Regions from separate parts of the Homo sapiens genome. Here region 2 is linked to region 1. A link is an interaction called in ENCODE POLR2A ChIA-PET data of the cell type or tissue named here. Cell type or tissue: A673. All regions are shown on one strand. Each heading gives the region's core, and the rest is flanking DNA. Links, peaks and the distances in the headings are about the cores only.

Region 1 (4,365 bases), core at 1,141-3,640:
TTCCTTAAGTCTGTCTAAAATGTTATATCATTTGATTTATTTTTTGTATTCTTCTAATGAAATTAATATTTTATCTTTTGTGCTCCAGTATTTTGCTTAGAGACACCCATAACATTATGAACTGTAGTAGAGATACTTGTGTATCTGTCTTAGACTCCTGTAAGAACGTAAGTTCCAGAAGGGCAAAGGCCATGCCAACCCTAAATCTGTTATTTAGTACAGTGCCTGGAATAGAGCGGATAATCATTTATTGTTGGAATAAACAAATTACATAAATAAAACATTTCTAGTTTATCTTTATTAACCTAATTTTAAAATTTGGTTATCACAGATATATAGACAATTCAATCACAAACTACTACACAGTACTAGGGTTGGCACAAAAAGAAAACTCACAAAAGAGCATAGCTCAAATGTCAAAAATAACTAATTTGCACTCAGAAATGTTATCCTAGTCGTGATAAAGCTGATTACTCCTAAAATAAACTGCAACAATTTTCCTGTAAATGACTCAAAAAATTTCAAATGATACCAAAGTTAAAAATAACCATTTTGTCTAAATTGCTCAAACATTCATTTGCTTCTAGTTTTGGAGCAACATAAACTTCCAATCCTTCTGTGTGGATAGGTGGTGATGTTTTCCTGCATGAGCTCACAGCTAAGCAGAGGGTTGAGCATGTTCCGGAATGAGTGCCACATTTTTAGTTTATAACAACAAGGATGGCTATTACAGAGATACAAGTGCACGGCCCAATTTAAGGCTTTTGTGGAAAGCATCACTGCCATCTAACATGCCAAGAAGATATCATTTGTACAGAACCTGCTAGCTATTTTAGAGAAGATGAATAAAGACAAATTAATGCCAGTAAACTGTGCTTCGCATCTCTAAAATGATATGAATGAAAGGAAAGCTTCCTTTTGGTAGTGATTGTTAAACACAGAGACTATCAGTTCCCCTCCACAACATCACTCCTCTCTCAGCGCCCCCTCCACAGCATCAGTCCTCTCTCAGCCCTTTCCACTTCTGCTTTGTGGAGACAGAAGTGCTTCTATAATGTCTCTGCCTCATATCTCTCACTTGGGAGCCAAAATAATATTTTTGCAACACAGGCTGTATGGTGTTGTAAGTTTTGACATGAATGTAAAACACTCCATCCCCTAGGATAGTAGAACAAGGCTGACAAGGTCGGCTTCACCACAGATTGGAGTCCTTCCCCATCCCACAATCCCACATTCTTCAGGGTACAATTGAGTTGTCACTTTTCTAAAGCATCCCAGGCCCAATTCAGACAAATCCCATCTCTGAATAGCTCTATCTCTTTTTGTTGTTGTTGTTTTGTATTAAGTTCTTTGCTTATAAAATTGTTAAAGCCCGAAGGGCAGAAACTATGTCTTTTTTGTTTTTGTATCCTGCAAAGCATCTAATGGAGTGCCTGATCAAGCAAGTGGTTACATTTACTGAATAAATTAATGAATGAGTGAACGAAGAACAAATTACCTTTTTTTTTTTTTTGCAACTAAATATAAGAAAGACTTGGACATAACTGCTTTTCCTCAGAGAAAAGTTTCTGACCTCAAATAATAATATCAGTAAGGAAGATTGAAGTTAGGTTGTGGCGAAATATAATGAAGCTTCAATTATTAAGAGATAAGAAATTATATCACACCAATGGGCAACCTTCATGTCTTCAAATGTGTGCTATATTCTGCTGGTTTCTGGTGTCCTATCCAAAGCTAGTCTTATAAATTCAGCTGGCTAGGCTTTCAAAGAACTGAAAAACAGAATTTGAAGTCAGATAAACTTTTTGATAGTGAAATCATAAAAAATGGTTGCTGTTCTTCAAAATGGTCATTTCTTTTCTCATCTCTCAGAGTGTTTGGGAAGCACGGCATCCTCAGGGTTACAGTAGAAAATCCAAGGTACAGAGATGAACACAATTAAGTCTATGGAGTGAGTGAGTGACTAGTGGAGAAGCAATATGAAAGCAGGGATTTGGCATTAAACTTGCATTATGATATCTTGACTAAGCCAGTCTTTCAGCTGCCTCCTCTGTAGAGCAAGAATATTCATCTGTTTTCTTTAAGCTTTGTAAGAACAATCTAAGAAGGAGGCTTTAGACCTCTCCCCAAATTCAAAATCTCTACAAGAGCTTATGACTTTGAAACCTGTCCTTGGGATTTTGAGATATATCTCTCATATATGTGAGATCTGACTTATCCAAGAAGTATTTTAATCTAGGCTAAAATATTTTGAGTCAAAATAATAACCTCCTAATTTTACAAAAGCTCCTTATACTTATTTAAACTCCATTAAATGAATTGCATATTTATGGATTCTTTATAAAAAAAAAAAGTCACTGAGTTGGAGTGAAGAAAGTGAGGCCAAAAATTAGGCCCAACTGGTATGTTCTCTCAGGACTGCTGTTAGTGGAGCTGGAAGAAGAATCCACATAGTCCAAGGCTGAAGATCAAAATTTATTGCAGTTTCAAATAACAGTGTTATCAACTCCATTTATTCATCAAATACATTTATTTATCATTTTTCCATTTCTCAATTCATTGCTATTTGGTTTTATCTTTATTGAATCCTTCTTCCTACTCTTCTCAAGTTCATTTTATTGGTGTCTTTCTAACTCATTTCCAGGCTTGGTTACTTTCTTTCTTGATTTGTAATGAAAGCATTAATAAGCTGTCTTTGAGTGTAGTCTTGGCTTTGAAGCATGAATAAATAATTATAGTCAGGCATGAATGACTGATGACATATCTATATGATGTAATATTATGCAACACTTAATATACTTTTAAATGATTTTTATCACAAGCAAAAAAAAGAAACACTTCCCAATTAGTTGTTAAGCAGAAACGAAAAGGTTTTAAACCATGTTATACCATGTTATTCTAATTTCTAAATGTATTTTTATGTATAAAATATGCTTGAAGGATACTCATCAGTGTTTATCTCCAAATTATGGCCTTATAGCCTAATTTTGTTTCCTTCCTTGTGCCTTAATATTTTCAATTTTAGAAAACATAATTTACTATTATAAGAAAAAATAATATTTTTTAAATTTTAAGAAAAAATAAAGGTTTATATTCAATTTTCTATCATTTTTCTGAAAGATTAAAGCGATTTATTAGCATGCATGGAAAATGCATGTGATATGACATGGTCTAAAACCCACTACTGGCCAGGCGCGGTGGCTCACGCCTGGAATCCCAGCACTCTGGGAGGTCGAGATGGGTGGATCACGAGGTCAAGAGATCAAGACCATCCTAGCTAACACGGTGAAACCCTGTCTCTACTAAAAATACAAAACATTAGCCGGGCGTGGTGGCGGGCGCCTCCAGTCCCAGCTACTCGGGAGGCTGAGGCAGGAGAATGGCGTGAACCCAGGAGGCGGAGCTTGCAGTGAGCCGAGACGGCGCCACTGCACTCCAGCCTGGGTGACACAGCGAGAGACTCCATCTCAAAAACAACACAACACAACACAAAACAAAACAAAACAAAAAAACCCCACTACTAAATGTGCATTATGATCTCAACTCTGCAAAAATATGAATTCACACACAAAATTATACAGAAAAAAGCAAGAATGTAAATAGAAAAAAAATAAACCACTGTGTTCCTAAATAAAGAATTGTGGATTAATTTTTTTCTTCAGTATTTTTCCAACTTTCTGCAATAAGATACAATGAATTGTATAAGAAGTAAACAAGAAATAGATACTACTAATTATAAAGACGTAGGCCCCAAGGATTGTACATGCCCACCTCGCCTCTAGGCTGGTCAAAGAGAATTCCAGCTGCCTTCCTTGTCTCTTTTCTTGCCTGTCTCCAGTTCAATCATTTATATTGCTGATAGGTTCTTAAGTCACTTTCTAATCACAGTGCTCCCGGAATCAGAACTCTTCAAAAATTTTTCACTGCCTATGAAATAGTTTGAAATTTTTGACGTGAGCAACCAGGCTCACTATTTGTATCCCCTGAATGTGTGCCTATGTTTGACATTCAGGTCAAACAACATCAAATTCAACTTGCCACTTGCAAAGACTTGAGTCCTACCGTTTTTCCCTTTGTAACGAAACCATTCTTCACTTGTCATATATCAAAATGTAATCAAAATTTCCCAGATGCTTCCTTATTGCCTCAGCTGGAATAACAACTTGCCCATATCTTTTAATGGCCCTTATATCATACTGCCTTCAATTATAATTATTCACATTATTGTTACATATGAAGTATCAAAATAAATCATTTTTAGGAGAATTCTCTACATGCATTTTGTATTTTCCCATTAGTTCTCTTCAAAGTACTGGGTCTTATCCAGCTCTATGGGCTCACAATCACCTCCATGGCGAGAGCTTG
Region 2 (2,500 bases), core at 1-2,500, 310 kb before region 1:
GTTACACAAAATGAGAAAGACCACTTGATAGGTATGTTCCAGAGGGGATTTAAGTGTTAAATTGTTGCATAGGGGGCAAAATCAAATGACCTTCGAATTTTCTCTTAATCTTGCAATTCTGCATTCTGTCCCAGAGTACCAAGAGTGTACCACCCAGCCCCCTAAGGACTGGTTTCACAAAGACTGGAGGATCATGGGTAGCGGGGTTAGGGACACCCAACTATGTATTTTAAAAAGTAACATGCTAGTAAATCATCCAAACTGGTCTAATTCTTTTTTATTTGTTCTTTCATTTTCTTAATAGAAATTTATTCTTTTCTAGAGTAGAACATTTGTAAGAGAAATACCAACTACTTATGAAGAAAATTCTATGGTCAATATAATTCAAAAATACATTAGCTCATGTATTTCCTTCTGCCAAACGTTTTTATGTCTTCTATGTGAATGGGCCCAAGCACAGAGTAAAAGTACTCAAGAACATATTTATGAAAGAATAAATTAATTTTGCCTCATTTACTCTACAAAAAACTTGACTATATTACTATCGGAGAGGTAGAGCATTTGCCCTAGCATCCGCTAACACAATGACTGGGGCTTTCGGTGCTGAATCTTCTGGTTCTGACTTCAGGGCTCTGTCCATGCCATCAAAACTGTCAGCCTGAGTAGGCAAATCAGCCTATCATCATTTCTAAACCTGAGCCAAAATGAACAAAGGGGCAACCAGCTTATGGTACAGTTGCTTTTCCTTTGTAAAACCTTCCGACACATAGAAATCTTGTTTCATCAACCTAATGAATGAGAAAAAAAAATCAAAAGCAAGATTAAGGCAGTCCTATTCGTACATATTTTATAAAGGAAATAGGCCTAGCTCTTCAGTTGAAATGTAACTGAGAGTCCCAGATTAAGTAAAACTATAGAGAAGAACAAACTTACAAAGAAATAGGAGCTAGGCTTATCTTTTTAAAAATTTCAAACTTTTAATTATTTTATTGAACTTTTTTTTTTCCACAGGGGGAGGAGAAGTGGGCTTTGCCATTCCATTCAGTCCAGGAAGCATTTGTCTAAATGTTAATAGTCACATGCTCATTCCATTACATTCATGCATTCGCATTCCACTGCCGAATGCCATGTCCCCATTTGCTCTTCAAATAACTATTAATCTCTTTACACTTATCCCCATGCTGACAAGAGCAGCTGTTTGTCTCGCTTTCTCTCCCTTCTGACTTCTATAGCTGCTATCCACCACTTACCCACCATCTTCAGCTTTCTCTCCCGGCAGGTGTGGCCAAACTGCAGGTAAGACAACTAGGGGACAAAAAAATAAAACCTGAGCCCATATAAATGGTCCATACCCCGGCTGAACTAAAGCTCTTAGGTATCCAAGCCTGAGGCAACAGCCTCGGAAGGGGATTGAAAAGATATTCTTTGTGTTCAAGTTAAGGGTCAGTATACAAAGCACTCTTGAACGTCCTGTAGGAATCAGATAATGCTCCCAAAGGCACGTGCCTCCCTACAGCAGTACAATTAGGGAGGCAGCCGTCCCTGACAAAAAGGACAAAGAAACTCACAGCACTTTCTCGCAGGCAGTAAAATGCCTGCTGGGCCACCCCCTTCCCTCCTGCTTCTAGCTACACAGAAGGAACCCCAGCTAACTAATTGTGGGCTTGGATGAGAACAAAGACGCATGGGCCCCTTGATTTTTTTTTTAACCCAATATAAACGAAGAAAAAAGTTTTGGGACCACACTTTAAAAGCCAGTGAGCAAACACTCTTCAATTCAACAAGGACTTACAAAAAGGGACAATTCCGTGTAAGGGGCAAAAAAAAAAAAAAAAAAAAAAAAAAAGTGTTTGCTTCTGTTGTTTATTGGGTGGGTTCTGAACAGCAGGAGATCCATGTCCAGGGTGGTTTGGTGAAGGCCCCTCTCCCCAGGGGGGTAGCAGGAAAATGTCCTTGACTTGGTGAACTTGGTCTGCCTCTGAGTCACCTGAGGAACCTGTGTTTTGAGCCAGGGTTTTTGGCCTTGAGGCAACATTTCCTCAGTCTCCCTTTGCAGTTCAAAGTATACGGTGACTCTGTTGCAATACTTTCTTCCTTCAAATCCTGCCATTGTTTTGTTGGCCTGCAATCAGCAGGACCTCAAAATAAGCCATGCTCCTTTGCACACTCACTGGCCTTCAGGACCTCAAAATAAGCCATGCTCCTTTGCACACTCACTGGCCTTCCTTCCTATTTCTCCTGGTGAGCGGGCCTCGGCAAGGCTGGCCAAGGCCGAAGGCCTCCCAGGCTGTTCTTCCACTGTCCTGAAACAGTGTTTGGTGCCATATAAGGCCAAGGGTAAACAAGCCTGATCTAGGCACTGCTTTATCCTAGGACTTCACCAGTGAAGTTAATAAAACTTACCTGACTAACTTGAAAGTTGGTTCCCAGAAAATACATTTCTGATTTATAAATCTCCTGTTATGCTCATATGACATTAATAATTATCTGTCTTTGATGA

What was found. Peaks named below come from ENCODE experiments on the same cell type or tissue, not always from the same donor. Only the 100,000 strongest peaks of a DNase experiment are listed, where the experiment ranks them.
Region 2: POLR2A ChIA-PET joins it to region 1 with 5 read pairs; 2 of 35 experiments call an interaction of 5 or more read pairs at or near these places.

Annotation. Positions count from the first base shown.
Region 1 is chr3:189,493,227-189,497,591 of GRCh38, reverse strand. No RefSeq gene overlaps it. Among named protein-coding and RNA genes, the nearest start is that of TP63, 140 kb to the left of the region's middle. In A673, for the core only: no CTCF peak of the experiment used is centred there; no DNase peak of the experiment used is centred there; H3K27ac peaks cover 2,438 bases.
Region 2 is chr3:189,805,387-189,807,886 of GRCh38, reverse strand. The region is part of intron 3 of TP63 (tumor protein p63); the gene reads right to left. Among named protein-coding and RNA genes, the nearest start is that of MIR944, 23 kb to the left of the region's middle. In A673, for the core only: no CTCF peak of the experiment used is centred there; a DNase peak (open chromatin) is centred at 1,126; H3K27ac peaks cover 666 bases.